Linked DNA regions of Homo sapiens: region 2 is linked to region 1. The links are chromatin loops, found by intact Hi-C in ENCODE. Cell type or tissue: heart left ventricle. All regions are shown on one strand.

Evidence for each region. Peaks named below come from ENCODE experiments on the same cell type or tissue, not always from the same donor. Only the 100,000 strongest peaks of a DNase experiment are listed, where the experiment ranks them.
Region 2: a loop joins it to region 1, with 5 times the contacts of the local background. A loop is called at or near these places in 6 of 110 quality-filtered maps.

What each region holds. Positions count from the first base shown.
Region 1 is chr20:48,207,660-48,215,659 of GRCh38, reverse strand. No RefSeq gene overlaps it. Among named protein-coding and RNA genes, the nearest start is that of LINC00494, 150 kb to the left of the region's middle. RefSeq lists an enhancer at 1,516-2,340. In heart left ventricle, no CTCF peak of the experiment used is centred here; DNase peaks (open chromatin) are centred at 4,899, 5,360 and 6,289; H3K27me3 peaks cover 815 bases.
Region 2 is chr20:48,594,431-48,602,430 of GRCh38, reverse strand. No RefSeq gene overlaps it. Among named protein-coding and RNA genes, the nearest start is that of PREX1, 230 kb to the left of the region's middle. RefSeq lists an enhancer at 2,984-3,942. In heart left ventricle, no CTCF peak of the experiment used is centred here; no DNase peak of the experiment used is centred here.

The sequences.
Region 1 (8,000 bases):
CTCTAAGTCACTCAGGTCTCATTATGTTGTTTCCTCCATAAATCCTCCCCAGACACCCGGAGCAGAGAAACAAGGATAAAGCACAAATCCACAGAGGTCTGGCGATGCTCCTGCTGGGAGAGAGAGTCTAGGTAAATGTCTGGTTCGAATTCACAGGTGTCCACGGGGCAGTGAAGATGGGCACTGGCTCTGTGGTGGGCACCATTTGAAGCTCCTCCCAGGGAGCTGTATCACGTCATTGGACACAAGAATCCCACCATCAGGAAAGGATCCTAGGGTGGGCGTGTTCATGCACACAGGTGCGTGAGTGTGTACAGGTGGGACAGGGCTATGAATGTATGTGTGTGTTAAATGCACACTGTGTATTCACTGATTATTTTATTTAGCCAAACACTACTGAACATTTATTATGAGGCTGGGATTGTGTTCGACCCTTGAGATTCAGTAGTTAAAATGGAAGACGAAAGGCAGTGCTGAACACTAATCACCAAGAATGATCATTGCATGATGAGGATTGTGTGATGAAAATATAATGTGCTGCTTTAGGGATCCATGGGGGAAGCAGGAGCACACACTGTAGATGGGAGGGGTGAAGAGGTGTCCCTGACAAGGTGACACTGCAGGACACACATCAACCAAGACACCCCCTTGACATCTGCCTCCAGCTCAGTCCCCTCCTCGAAGCTCTGGGTTCTGAGTGACAGCCACCAGCTTGACATCTCCACTGAGATCCATTCTGCCCCAGGTCCATGTGGCCTGAGGGAAGCTCCTGTTTCTCTTGCACAACCTGCCCCTCCCTCCCCCAGACTTCCTCACGCAGCCCTTGGCTGCACTGTGTACTGAGTGCCGGAGGAGTGGGTTAAGGAGCAGTCCGGGCAATGGGAGTAGCCAGTGCAAAGGCCCTGGGGCAGGAAAGACGGTCCTGTAGTGGAGGATAGAAAGGAGGCCAGGGCACAGCCAGCCCCAGGCAACCCCCCAAAAAAGGAACCAGGTGAACTCCAACACCACCCCTGCTGACCTCCCAATGGGACTCCCCACTGGGGGGACACATCCAGAGCCAGAGGCAAGGGAGCCCTGTGGTGTGGGCCACCTGGTCAGTCTGCAGGTCACAGAGCAGGGGGAGGTTGGGGGAGGACCCAGAGGACAAAGGGCAGTCATGTGGCACAGGCTAGGGCCAAGGCCGGGGCGCTGGCACTCATTCTGAGTCAGGTGGGGAGCCGTGGGGGCAGCAGGCAGAGAGATTATGGCCCGACTTGCAGGTTTAAAGTGTTCTCAATGCCATGGGGACAGTAAACTGCAGAGGCCCCGGGTAGAGGCATCTGCGGTGACCCAGGGAGAAGTGACGGGGGCTCTGCCTAAGTGTGGACAGGGCAGGTGTGCAGAGGCGGCCTGCCTTGGGTCAGAGTGGAAAAGCCACACTGAGGGACTCCAGGTGGCTCTCAGGTCTGCCTTGAACAGCAGAGTGACGGTCCCGTCCCTGGACAGAAGCAGCCTGAACGTCTGAGCAAATGGCGGGATCCAGACCCTGCTGGACGCTGGGGGTGAGAGCTGGAATGGGACAAACAGACTCTCTCACCCTGGGCCGCCTCCCGAAAAGTCCACCTCGGGCCTCAGAAGGTGCAGACAGCGGGAATGAGCGAGGTGCCCGAGGGTGGCCCCGCGCCAGGGCACCGCTGTCCTCACATTTTCTTTCCCATCCATTAGGAGGAAATGCGCTGGGGCCACAGCCGGCTTCCTGTTGAGAAATCAATGGCTCATTAGAGTTCACCTTTGCCTCCCCTCTGCCCTCAGGCTATTAAAACTGGCCAGGACAGAGCAAGACTCAGCCTACCCAGGAAGGACAGCAGGCCCCGCCCCTCCTGCAAGGCCACCCCAGCCAGGGCAGCAGCTCTGTCCCCAAGACTCCCCAGCAGCCTTGCTGAGGGCCTGGCCCTGGCCCTGCAGAAAGGAGACCACGTCAGCCTGGAGTGGAGCAGGCGCAGCTGTCCGGTGTCCCCAGTTCAAATCCTGTCTCCACCACTCATGGGACCTGTGACACTGGGAGTCACTTCCCCTCCCTGGGGCGCAGCCTCCCCATCTGTAAAATGAGGCTTTACCATGAGAGTATCAGCGCTCCTCTTGCAACCAGAGGCTCCACTCTGGCTGGTTTGAGCAGAGAAAGGAATGGATTACAGGGTCACCAGGGGCTCTTGAACCTCTGGGAGGACAAAGAAGCAGATGAGGAGGCTATGCAGGCAGCAAGAAAGCATCTCTGGCAGGACTGATCCCTGGGGACCCAACACTGATGTTGTGGCCACAGATACCGCAGCCTGCACCCTGACACCCACCACAGGGTCGCAGTGCAAACTCCTCCCACTCTCAGTCCAAGTGGTTCAAGCCCCTTCTCTGCACAGGGATGTCATGTGACCTGGCTCTGGCCAGTAAGATCCATAACTCTATCTGAGCCAATGAGTGTCACCCCAGGGCTGTGCCAGACTCACTGGGAAAGAGCCCAGTTTCTGCTGAGGGTGCTAAGTTGGAGGATGGAAGCCTGGCTGCTGGGGACCCCCTTGCCACTACCTGAAGGGCCAGTCTGAGAACTCCACCGACACAGAGGGAAGCAGGGCTGAGAGACCAAGAGGAGGCACCCTTGTGACACTGTAAGAGCCCCTGGATGCAGCTGTGCCTGAAGCCATCTTGTGAATGTGGAACAGCAAACCAGACATTTTGTTTCTTTGTTCTTAGTTTTGTTCTAGTCCTTGATTTGGGTTCTTGCAACCAAAAGGCCAAGGAATAATTCAAGGAAACACCTGGCATGGCACAGGTCAGCATTAATTCCAACACTCAGGGGCCTAGGGCTGAGCAGTGGAGGTGAGGAGAGGACTGGAGAGGAGAGAGAGATGAGAGGAAAGGAGAGAAACGAGAGCCCCATGCCCTTCCTACTTGCATCCTCAAGGTGCTGGAGTGCCACCATCTGTGATTTGAGGAGCTGGGGCTGGGGTCCGGGCACTGCAGGGAGGGGCCCTCCATTCTCATCAGCTCCTTTCCCCTCCCGGAGGTGAGCAGACATCCTCCGAGGGGACCCAGGATCCTGATGTGGAGTGTGTCCAGGGGAGCTTATGAGAGTGCAGGGAAGGGACCCCAGACGTCTGCCTCCAACTGTTGCCCTGTTCTCTGTGCCAACAGCCCACCCAGGGCAGCAGCCTTGTGGAATCTTCTTCCCACTCACACCTGGAGGAAACGCCCCATGGAGATACGGGCAGAGCCTGGTATTTGGCACCAAACACACCTGAGTGCCTGATACCCTCTGTCTCTCACTGGCTGTGTGACCCCAGGCCGGTCACCTCACGCTCCCAGCCTCAGTTTTCTGGTCTGTGGAATGGGGGTAATGGTAATGCAGATCCCACAGAATTAAGGGAGTCAACCTGTATAAATGTGCCTGGTACACAGCAGGTGCTTGGAATGTGTGTCCTAATCCTTCCCTCCTGTCAGGAGGCCTGGTGGGTGCAGGAATGACACCTGAGTCCTCATCACCCTTGGTCAGTTAAATGAGGTGGCTCAGAGAGTGAAATGCAACTCCTGGCCTGTTTTCAGGACTCAATAACCATTCATCGTCATCATCATCATCATCACCACCATCACCATCATCACCATTGTGATTGTTATGGGTTGTGGAGGCGCACACCTGACATGCTGACTTGGGGAGATCTGGGCGCTGATCAGAAGCATGTTTACCTGAGGTGCTCATAGCCTGTGATGGTCAGGGAGGGCCTCTTGGAAGAGGAAGACCTGAAGTGGCATCCGAAGTTCGTGGGGGCTTAGGTGAGGTAGGGAGTGCTGAAGAACAATAGTGCTAACACACATGCAGCTGCTGCTTGTCGATGCGTTCACTGTGGGCAGCTGGGGTCTGGGCGCTCGAGGTGCCTGAGCTCACTCAGCCCCCACAGCCCCAGGAAGTTGGTGCAATTTTGATCATCCAGGTTACTGATGAGGTAACCGAGTGGCAGAGAGGTTAGTAACTTGCCCAAGGTCACTCAGAGATGAAATGGCAAAGTGGGGATTTGAGTCCAGGCAGCCATACTGCAGAGCCTACCCTCCTGACCCTACACTGTGCCGTCTCTATAACTTTATAAACAGTAACCATAATCCTAAGATTGTCTGACCTGTATTGCTCATCTACGTTCCAGGCACTTTATACTCATGATCTCATTTGTCCTTGTAACAGCTCTGCAACGTTGGGAGAGAGTGGGGTGACCTCAGCCTCAGTGTGGAGTCCCCAGTCTGGCAGGGACACAAACTCACAGGAGCAAGGCAGGGGGTGTGAGTGAGTGAAACAGGCCAGGAGTGGGGACAACAGGGAGGAGTGGGGATTGTGGCAAAGTGGGGAGCACAGGCCCTGTGTGGAGGGGCAGCTGCAGCTCAGCTCAGGGATTCCCTACCAAGGGCAAATGTCACCTGTGTTCCCACAACTTGTGATTACTCAAGAGAAATTGGAAATGCAGTTCTTTAAATGTAAAGTCTCCTTATTTAAACATTTTGACTACAGATTCCACTTTTCAGTACACTTGGGGGCCATTTCCGTGAATGAAATAAAACCCATCTGGGAGTGGTTCCGCCCATGCCAGCGCTCATGACCTCTGAACGGTGCACTGCACCCTCCAAGGAAGGCACCCGAGGCATCACAGTGAGGGCAAAGGTGGGAGACAAAGGAGTTTCCCCTCCTGCCTGAAATAGGGAGGACAGGTGGCCGCACAGATGGAAACGGGAAGGGACAGGGGCAGTCAGCCTCTGTTCCACACAGACCAGAGCTCCCAGGCGGCTGTCCGGGTTGTGGATCCCACAGTCCTTGTCTGGAGGGATCAGCTGTGGGAATTCTCAGGATGGGTGGTCCTGACCCCGGGCAAGTTCTAAGAATTGTGGGAACATACTTGGTCATCACTGACAAGCAGTGGGCGGGGCCGGGGTGCTGACATTGTGCCCTTGGTGCATGGGAAAGTCCTTCGCAACCAGGGCCAGTGTCGGGTCCAGCCGGGCTTTCATGTCCTGCCAGACATTCGAGGAGGTGAAACCCGTTCCTGAGGCTCTACACCTAGATTCTCGCTCAGTTGGGGTCTCAGTTTGGCCTCCCCAGAAGCAGACCCTGAGTCAGATTCAAGGGCAAGTCGTCTATTTGGGACATGACCCAGGAACCCTGGAGTGGGTGTGGGAAGGGAAGGCATCCCCATAGATACTGGGTGTGTCAACACGTCACCTCTGCAGGCATTGGGAGCTCAGACTGCTGGGGACTGGGGAAACAGTCCAGGACCTGCGCCCGGCAGTGTCCCCGTGAGCCACAAGGCTGCTGGCGCATTGCACACCCGCCTCCCTCCACGTGCAGTGAGGGCCGTACTCTGGGGGCGTCAGTGCCCTGGACTTCCAGCCACAGCTGCAGGGGAGAGAGGACATGCCCAGAATCAACCCGTGTCCTCGAAAGGAGGAGGGACATGGTGGACATTGTTGTGTCACCACAAAGGGTTTTCTTTTTATCCTCTCCGTGTGATTTTAAGATGCACTGAATTTTTTTTTTTTTTTTTTTTTTTTTGAGATGGAGTTTCACTCTTGTCACCCAGGCTAGAGTGCAATGGCGCGATCTCTACTCACTGCAACCTCCACCTCCTGGGTTCGATTCTCCTACCTCTGCCTCCCAAGTACTGGGATTACAAGCATGCGCCACCACGCCTGGCTAATTTTCGTACTTTTAGCAGAGGTGGGGTTTTGCCATGTTGGTCAGGCTGTCTCGAACTCCTGACCTCAGGTGATCCACCTACCTCGGCCTCCCAAAGTGCCAGGATTACAGGTGTGAGCCACCACACCCAGCCAAGATGTGCTGAATTTTTAAGGACGGCATCAACCTTTGACATTGAGGGAAGATTGTCCACCTTGCGGCACACCCACCGTCGTGTTCTTGTGTTGTGAGGTTACGGCACCAAGCGTGTCAGTCTGCCTTTGCACCCCCATGTTCACTGTCCTCTTGTGCTTAGGTGTGAACACCCCACGGCTTCATTTCAGCGTGGTCATGCTCACAGATGTACATATAGAAAACATTTTATCATATAATAAATAACATTTGATTCGAATTGCTGTCATTTCACTGTTTAGCATGTTTGGGCATTTACTGACCTTTATAAAATAACTTGTCTGGCTAGGTTACAGTATTTTATGACTCTTTTCTGAGCAGTGCAGGACCTGTTAACAAGCATTTCTATTTGAGGGCAGGCTGGGCTGGGAGTCTCTGTACTGGGAGTTTGAGCCCATGTGGCTGAGGATGGAGCTCAGGGCACTTTCTTCTCCAGCCCACGTGACTCCCCAGTGACACTGACAAGTGACAGCTGGTCCAGGCTGAGGCTTTCTGAGTAGAAATCGATCGTGTCCCAGGGGCTTCTAGGAGTGACCCTCTGGCCTGGCGAACCAATTAACCACTTCCCCAAGGAAGGAAGAGGCTGGAGCAAAGGTCAGGCTGCAGTGCCCCCGCCCACCCCCACACCAAACAGCCCAGCTGTTTACATGGGCACATGCCCTCCAATTCACTGTCTGTACAACAGGGCAGCCTCAGCCTGAAGAGGTCCAGAAAGCAGTTGGTGTTTACGGGTCCTGTTTAGAGAGGAGGTGAAGCCACACCTCAATCCACCAGTGAAGTGGCAGAAATGCACCTTTTGTTGCAAAACTTCACAATATCTTGGTGGCATTAGTGCAAACTGGTTGAAGCACAGATTCTGGATCCAGAATGCCTGGTTTGCACCTGCTTCCTCCCAGCCCTGTGACCTTAGCCAAGTATACTTGAACACGCTGGGCTTGAACGTGTGTTTCCTCATCTATGAAATGGGACAGTAACAGAATGTTTTCTTCATGTGGCTGGGACATTTAAAAACATTTTCTCATAAAAGGACTTAGACATAGCTATGCCTGCCATGTTCACTATTATTTCTGTTTGAGTCCCTGTGTTGCATGGGTAGTGGAAGTTTGACCTCAGACAATTTAGGGTGGCCCTTTCCCTTTTTGGAGGGTTTACCTGGTACCAGGTGACAGTGAGAACTAACATGGTCATTGGGTCACATCCCTCTGAGTCAGCACTTGCTGAGACACTCGTCTTGCAGCCTGGATCGTGGGCATCCTGGACACGCTCCTTGTGCTGGTCCCACAGCCCTCCTAGCCCAGCTGTTCTCTCTGCTACTTCTGGGCCACTTGGGGGCACATGAAAATACCCCACAGCTCCTGCACCTTGTGGGGTGGGCACTCTCTGCCATTCTCTTGGATCCAACAGCCAACCAGGCAGGGGCTGCGAACGCACATGTCTGAAGGGGCGAGGCGAGGACATAATGGGTGAACGGGCCCGTTGGGGGTGGCAGTGAACTGGCAGGAAGGTACCATGTAAAGGGACGGCCACTCCCCAGGTCTGGCTAATTGTTATGTGAAGGAAGCAAGGCCCTTTGAAACTTAATTCTTTGCTTTTGCAAGAAACCAGGGGTTATTCTATGAAGTCTCCTGATTTTTAAGTATTGCTAAAAGTCCGTTTTAAAAGCACCATGTGGGCCAAACATAAAATGCCTGCAAGACTGAGCTTGACCTAGACTCGAGGTGCAGTTATTCCCTGCCTGGGCCTTGGTGCCTCCTTGAACTCCACCCAGGCCCTTGCTGTACTCAAAGCCACACACCACACCCATCAGGGACTCTGGCCACCTTCCTGGGGCATTAGACACAGGGGACCCAGATCAGTCTCCCTAAGGTTTCTGTGTTTGATACCGGCCCCAGAAGGAGCAGGGGCCTCCAGATCAGCTTGACAGGAGCAATGCACGACCATTGATCTATCCATCCAACACCCACCCATCCACCCACCTTCCCACCCATTCACCCATCCATCCATCCATTCATCCATCCACCTTCCCACCCATTCACCCATCCATCCATCCACTCATCATCCATCCATCTATCCATCCATCCATCCATCCATTCACCCATCCATCCATCCATCCATCCATCCATCC
Region 2 (8,000 bases), 390 kb before region 1:
TTTCATTTTTGTTTTTGAGATTTGCTGGAATTATCTATATAGACAAGTGTGTCGAATGCAAATAGGGATAGTTTCATTTCTTCCTTTCCAATATGTTTGCCTTCACATGGTTCTTTGAACATTTTTTTGCCAATTTTTTTTTTTAATAGGTTATTTCACACAAACGACTCTGGCTTCTTTAAAAACAGAAAAGCTCTACAGGGTCTGCCTTCCCTTATACAACTGCTTGGCAGAGCTGAGAAGTGGCCACCCTTATACATAGGGCTCTTCTGCAGCCCCGCTAGCCCATCTACCCACTTAGGTCATTTGCCCACCCCTTTAGAAATCTGCGTTTGTAACTCCTGGATTGGCAGTCGGGTCCTGAGGGTGGCGGAGTGCCTGCCCTTCACCTCCCTCCCCTGGTGCAGGATCTATGAGGTGTTTTACATGTGCCTCAAGCAACACTGAAGTAGTAGAGATTGGCAGGAAGGACCATCATTCAGCCACAAGGAGCACTTCCGTGGCAACCACTTGAGCTGACACTCATGATCCAGGCTGAAGAATGGATGTCCCAGCAAGTACTGGCTCTGGGAGGTGGTGCCTGGGCACCATGTTGGTCCCTGCTGTCACCTGGTACCAGGTAAAGACTCAGAAAAGGGAAAGCATCAATCCCAAATTGTCTAAGATTACGTTTCCACTGCCCGTGCAGAATATTGACTCAAATAGAAATAATAAGATCTATCATTACAGGCATTGATCTAAGTACTCTTATGGGAAAGAGTTTTTAATCTTCTCAGCCATACTAAGGAAAGATTCTGTTATCCCCACAACATGGATGAAGAAACTGAGGCACAGCATGCTCAGTGGAGAAACAGTGTGTTCCAGTAAACTTGGCCAGGGTCACACTGCTGGGAGGAAGTGGATGCAAACCAGGCATTCTAGATCCAGAGTCTATGCTTCAACCAGCTTGCTCTAATGCTGCCAAGACTAAGTGAAGTTTTAGAAAATAACGAAGGTACATTTTCCCCATTTGAGCGGTGGGCTGAGATGGGCCTCATCTGGTCTCTAAATAGGACTCGTTTGCACCCAGCTGCTTTCTTGACATCTCTGAGGATGAACACACTGGAATGGGGCCATCAGGTGGTCACACCTCACAGCAGGACAGGGAATGCAGGTGGGTGACAAATGCAGACTGGCACACGTGTGATGGTGGGGTGCGGTGACCTCACACTGCAAGAGCATGGCAGTGGATGGGCCACAAGGCGGAAAATCTTCCCTCAATGTCAAGTTAATGCTGTCCTTAAAAATTCAGTGCGTCTTAAAATCACGGGGAGAGGATACGAGGAAGAGCCACCGTAGTGACAGCACAGCGTAGGGTTCAAGAGGGTGGACTCCTGGGCGCAGCTGTCTGAGATCAGATCCCCACTTTGCCACTTCATTGCTGTGTGACCTTGGGTAAGTTACTAACCTGTCTGCCATTCACTTGCCTCATCAGTAACCGTTTTTTTATTTTTGGGACAGAGTCTTGCTCTGCTGCCCAGGCTGGAGTGCAGTGGCACGATCTCAGCCGACTGCAACCTGCACCTCTTGGGTTCAAGCAGTTCTCCTGCCTCAGCCTCAAATGTGGGTGATCAAACTCACACCGACTTCCTGGGGCTGTGGAGATTGAATGAGCTCAGGCACCTGGAGCACCCAGGCCCCAGCTGCCCACAGTGAACGCATCGATAAGCAGCAGCTGCACGTGTGTTAGAGCTATTGTTCCTCAGCACTCCCTACCTCACCCAAGCCCCCATGAACTTTGGATGCCACTTCAGGTCCTCTTCTGGAAGGCTCTCCCTGACCATCACAGGCTATGAGCACCTCACATAAACACGCTTCTGATCAGTGCCCAGATCTCCCCAAGTCAGCATGTCAGGTGTGCGTCTCCACAACCCATAACAATCACAATGGTGACGATGGTGATAATGGCCACACGAATGGTTATTGAGTCCTGAAAACAGACCAGGAGTTGCATTTCACGCTCCGAGCCACTTTGTTTAATTGACCAAGGGCAGATGTGGACTCAGTTGTCATTCCTGCACCCACCAGGCCTCTTGGCAGGAGGGAAAAACCAGGGCGCACATTCCAAGCACCTGCCATGTACCAGGCACTTTCATACATGTCGACTCCCTTAAGCCTCCCTTAATCTATGTTACCATTACCCCCATTCCACCGACCAGGAAACTGAGGCTGGGAGGGCGAGGTGACCGGCCTGGGGTCACACAGCCAGTGAGTGACAGAGGGTATCAGGCACTCAGGTGTGTTTGGTGCCAAATACCAGGCTCTGCCCATATCTCCATGAGGCGTTTTCTCCAGGTGTGAGTGGGAAGAAGATTCCACAACGCTGCTGCCCTGGGTGGGCTGTTGGCACAGAGAACAGGGCAACAGTTGGAAGCAGATGTCTGGGGTCCCTTCCCTGCCCTCCGATAAACTCCCTTGGACACACTCCACATCAGGACCCTGGGTCCCCTGGGAGGATGTCTGCTCACCTCTGGGAGGGGAGAGGAGCTGATGAGAATGGAGGGCCCCTCCCTGCAGTGCCCGGACCCCTGCCCCAGGTCTTCATGTCACAGATGGTGGAATCCCATCACCTTGAGGATATGGGTAAGAAGTGCATGGGGCTCTCATCTCTCTCCTTTCCTCACCTCCACTGCTCACCTCTAACACCCTCCTCCCCCAGTGTTGGAATTAACACTGACCTATGGCATGCCAGGTGTTTTCTTGTATTATTTTTTGATCTTTCGGCTGCAAGTGGCAGAACCCAAATCAAGGACTGCAACAAAACCAAGAACAAAGACACAAAAATGTCTGGTTTGCTGTTCCACATTCACAATGTGGCTTCAGGCACAGCTGCATCCAGGGGCTCTTACAGTGTCACTAGGGTGCCTTCTCTCCATCTCTCAGCCCTGCTTCCCTCTGTGTCAGTGGAGTTCTCAGACTGGCCCTTCAGGTAGTGGCAAGGCAGGTCCCCAGCAGCCAGGCTTCCATCCTCCAACTTAGCACCCTCAGCAGAAACTGGGCTCTTTCCCAGTGAGTCTGGCACAACCTTGGGGTGACGTTCATTGGCCCAGACAGTCTACGGATCTTACTGGCCAGACCCAGGTCACGTGACATCTCTGTGCGGAGAAGGGGCTTGAACCACCTGGACTGAGTGTGGGGGAGGAATTTGCACCGTGGCCCCTGGGTGGGTGTCAGGGTGCAGGCTGCGGTATCTGTGGCCACAGCAGCAATGCTGGATCCCCAGGGATCAGTCCTGCCAGGGATCCTATGTCCTGCTGCCTGCATAGCCCCCCACACTTGTCTCTCTGTCCTCGCAGAGTTTCCAAAGCCCCTGACAACCCTTTAATCTATTGCTTTCTCTGCTCAAACCAGTGGAGCCTCTGGTTGCAAGAGGAGCGCTGATACTCTCATGGTAAACCTCATTTTACAGACAGGGAGGCTGTGCCCCAGGGAGGGGAAGTGACTCCCAGGGTCACAGGTCCCATGAGTGGTGGAGACAGGATTTGAACTGGGGATGCAGGACAGCTGCGCCTGCTCCACTCCAGGCTGACGTGGTCTCCTTTCTGCAGGGCCAGGGCCAGGGCCGGGGCCAGGCCCTCAGCAAGGCTGCCGGGGGGTCTTGGGGACAGAGCTGCTGCCCTGGCTGGAGTGGCCTTGCAGGAGGGGCGGGGCCTGCTGTCCTTCCTGGGTAGGCTGAGTCTTGCTCTGTCCTGGCCAGTTTTAATAGCCTGAGGGCAGAGGGGAAGCAAAGGTGAACTCTAATGAGCCATTGATTTCTCAGCAGGAAGCCGGCTGTGGCCCCAGTGCATTTCCTCCTAATGGATGGGAAAGAAAATGTGAGGACAGCGGTGCCCTGGCGCGGGGCCACCCTTGGGCACCTCGCTCATTCCCGCTGTCTGCACCTTCTGAGGCCCGAGGTGGACTTTTCTGGAGGTGGCCCAGGGCGAGAGGCTGTTTGTCCCATTCCAGCTCTCACCCCCAGCATCCAGCAGGGTCTGGATCCCGCCATTTGCTCAGACGTTCAGGCTGCTTCTGTCCAGGGACGGGGCTGTCACTCTACTGTTCAAGGCAGACCTGAGAGCCACCTGGAGTCCCTCAGTGTGGCTTTTCCACTCTGACCCAAGGCAGGCCGCCTCTGCACACCTGCCCTGTCCACACTTAGGCAGAGCCCCCATCACTTCTCCCTGGGTCACCGCAGATGCCTCCACCCGGGGCCTCTGCAGTTTACTGTCTCCATGGCAAAGACAGGACACTTTAAACCTGCAAGTCAGGCCTTGTCATCTCTCTGCCTGCTGCCCCCACGGCTTCCCACCTGACTCAGAATGAATGCCAGCGCCCCGGCCTTGGCCCCAGCCTGTGCCACATGACTGCCCTTTGTCCTCCGGGTCCTCTCCCCACCTTCCCCTTCTCTGTGACCTGCAGGCTGACCAGGTGGCCCACACCACAAGGCTCCCTTGCTTCTGATTCTTGATGTGTCCCCCCAGTGGGGAGTCCCAGTGGGAGGTCAGCAGGGTGGTGTTGGGGCTCACCTGGCTCCTTCATTTCAGGGTCACCTGGGGCTGGCTGTGCCCTGGCCTCCTTTCTATCCTCCACTAGAGGATTGTCTTTCCTGCCCCAGGGACTTTGCACTGCTGCTTTCTCTGCCTGGACTGCTCCTTACCCAGCCCCTCCAGCATTCAGTACATAGTGCATCCACGGGCTGCATGAGGCAGCCTGAGGGAGGGAGGGGCAGGTTGTGCAAGAGAAACAGGAGCTTCCCTTGGGCCACGTGGACCTGGGGCAGAATAAACTTTGGTGGCATCTGGAGCTCAGCGCCTGGAGCTCTGAGAAGGGGAGTGAGCTGGAAACAAATGCCTGGCGGTACCTGGGCCGATGGGTTTTCTTCAATGTCACCTCCTCAGGGACACCCTCCACAACCCTCCTGTCCGTCATGGGTGCACCCTGTTCTCCCCATTGATCCCTAAAGCACCACACTGTTTATTTTCTTCATTACACAAATGTCATGATGATATTATCTTACTTGATTATTCATGTACTTGGGTTTTGTCCATCTCTTCCAATAGACTAAATTTCATGAGATCAATGACCTTGACTGCCATGTTACCATGCTAAATCACAAGTGTGTGAAACAGTCCCAGACACATAGTAGGGGCTCAGGAAATACTAGCTGAATAAATAAGCAAATTAGGGAATACATATGTGAGCATGAGCATACACAATTACACTTATACCCATATCTATTCGTATACATATATTTATTTCCATAGAATCCATGGCCCATATGCATTTATTATCCATGCATTTTCTTACACAGCAGAATTTCTTGAGTGGATGCTTAATAACTGATGGTGAACAATGCTTCCAACACAGGTGTGGACACATTCCCACAATACACCTAGGGGCCTCACCTGTGCAAACATTCATGTACAGAATGGAAGAGACTGCTGACTTCCTCCAATTTTGTTCTCCCTTTCCTCTTTCAGGAAGAAAGAATTCAGCTGGCACATAGCTACCCAAAATAATGACTACATTTCTCAGCCTCCCTTGCGATTATATATGTGAATGTGTAATTAAGGTGTTGTCAATGGAACAGGAACAGAAGGGCCATGTGTAATTTCCAGAAAGTGTCTTCAGGGAACAGGAACACATGTTTCTGCACCTCCCTCCCCACTGCTAAGTGGAATGTGAGTGTGATGGCTGGAGCTCAAGCAGCCATATTGAATTATGAGGTGTGTAATGCGTTGTGCTTGACTGAATAACTGGTTTGTGCCTGAATCCTTTTTCCAAGTGAAGCTATTCCATCAGCCCTGGCTACTTACTTCTGGGCTTTGCTTACCACAGAGGCAAATCATTTTATGTCTTCCCTAAGGCACATTTATAATGGGTTTATTGTCACTTGCAGCTGACTCTGCTGCTAATTTACACACACACAACCTTTAGTCTCCTTTCGTCACTGTGGAAACCACTGGGATGTGGGAGGGGTCTTTTTCAATGGGTTCACTCAGATCCTTTGGAGAGAGCTGCGTATTGATCCCACCCATGTCACCAGTGCCTCCCTACAGTTCCTGCTTACAACCATGCATCCAGAACCAGACATTGACCTAGACTCTCCCTCCCAAAATAAGGATCGTCCAACTTCTGTGGATTTATGCTTTGTCCTTCTTTCTCTACTCTGTCTGGGGAAGATTTATGGAGACACAACAGCATGAAACCTGAGTGACTTAGAGCTTGGGGACGTCGACCACAGCATCATGTGGTTTCTCTTGGGAAGCCCCGCCCCCCAGCTGCTCCCTTCCTAAGGCCCCACTTGCCCTTCCAGGCTCAGCCCAGTCCTGCCTCTTCCCAGGAGTCTCCTCTGAGCTTCTGGGTCACAGGGAAGGGTCTCCTCTGAGCCCTGAGACAGACCTGCCCGCCCACCCACTGGGGTTCATGTCTGCTCAGAACTCCTCCTCCTCCCCAGGGCCTCCTGTGGGGTCCTCAGAGAGCTGCTTGTCCCCAAAAGGCCCAGGGCTGTCCTCGGGGTTTTTCTAAATGAGGACTGAGTATTAAACACATCACAGACAGGACCACAGTATCCCACACTACGCCATAAAAGGAAAGTTACAACTTTCAGCCTCTGTAAATATTTAAAAGTAATGAAATTATACTCCAAGTCTTATAAAGATGGCCATAAATCTCTAGTCCACGTTGATTATATGTGGGTGCGCCAATGTAGTAAACATGCACACATCATACATTATAAATGTACTGCTCCAGGCCCATAAACTTGATGTAAAACTAACCTGTGAGCTACAACAGGCATTATACATTTCATTAACACTGGCTTTGCTTGTCTTCTTAGAATTTAGATGGTCTATTTTGGAATACTTTGGGTGGCCCGATACTGTGATGAAAAGCTGATGTGGGAATGTGTGTGAGTTTAGCGAGCAGGGGGAGGTGAGGCTCCTGTTGTTCACCTTGGAATGTGAATTTGAGAAATAGCCTGCAGCTTCCTTCCTTTTTTCTGGCTGGCAAGCTCATGCCTGAGTCCTCCTAGGGGACTGAAAGGTGAGTGACAGGTACGGAGGCACTGCTGTGCGCTGCGTTCTCACATTTAGTTAGTTACACCATTTGTCCATGAAGAAATGCGGAGATTGCAATTTGTTTCAGGGTGTTGTAGTCTCTGTGTTAAACAGAAGCGTGTTTTGATTGCAAAGGATGTAAGCCCAATTCCACTGACTTAAGTCAAAATGGGACATCATTGGCCCAGCAGTGGGAAAGTCTAGGGGTTTCAGGAGAGGCTGGATCTAGGAGCTCTAGTGATACTATGAAGCATTTGTCTCCCTTTCTCATCTGTGATTTTTGCTGTTGACTTCATCCCCTGGAAAGCTCTTCCCTCACAGTGATGGTGATGGCCCCCATCAACTCTGGTCTGCTATCCTACCAGCTCAGCAAAGCCCAGTGGAAAGACACTTTCTCCCTTGTGAGAGTTCCAGCAATATCCCAGTGACTCTCAGTAAACTAGAGTGAGGCCCACTGACTGTTGGCTGCTCTGATTGGCCTGGCTTAGGCGACATGCCCACCCTGAAGTAGACTGTAGGAGTCATTCCCCTACAAAACACATGCACTGTGTGTGGGGGGGAGCTATCCAGTCGGGTTCTTTGGTTTCCAGCAACAGAAACTGGATCTGGCTCACTGAGGCCGATGGGGTTTACTGGATGCAGAAAGGAGGCTCAGATGATCAGCTAAGCCTGAGAAGCAGACTTGGGACAGGTGGGAACCAGGAGAGCTCCAGATGGCCCTGTGGCAGAGACTGCATAAGTGGTGACCTTGTGACCAACATACAATGAAATGATCCCAGTAACTATTTGTTTTGTGGGTTTTTTTTTGTCTGTTTTGGAGACTGGGTCTCACTCTGTCGCCCAGGCTGGAGTGCAGTGGTGCTATCTCAGCTCACGGCAACCTCCACGTCGAAGGCTCAAGTAATCCTCCCACCTTGGCCT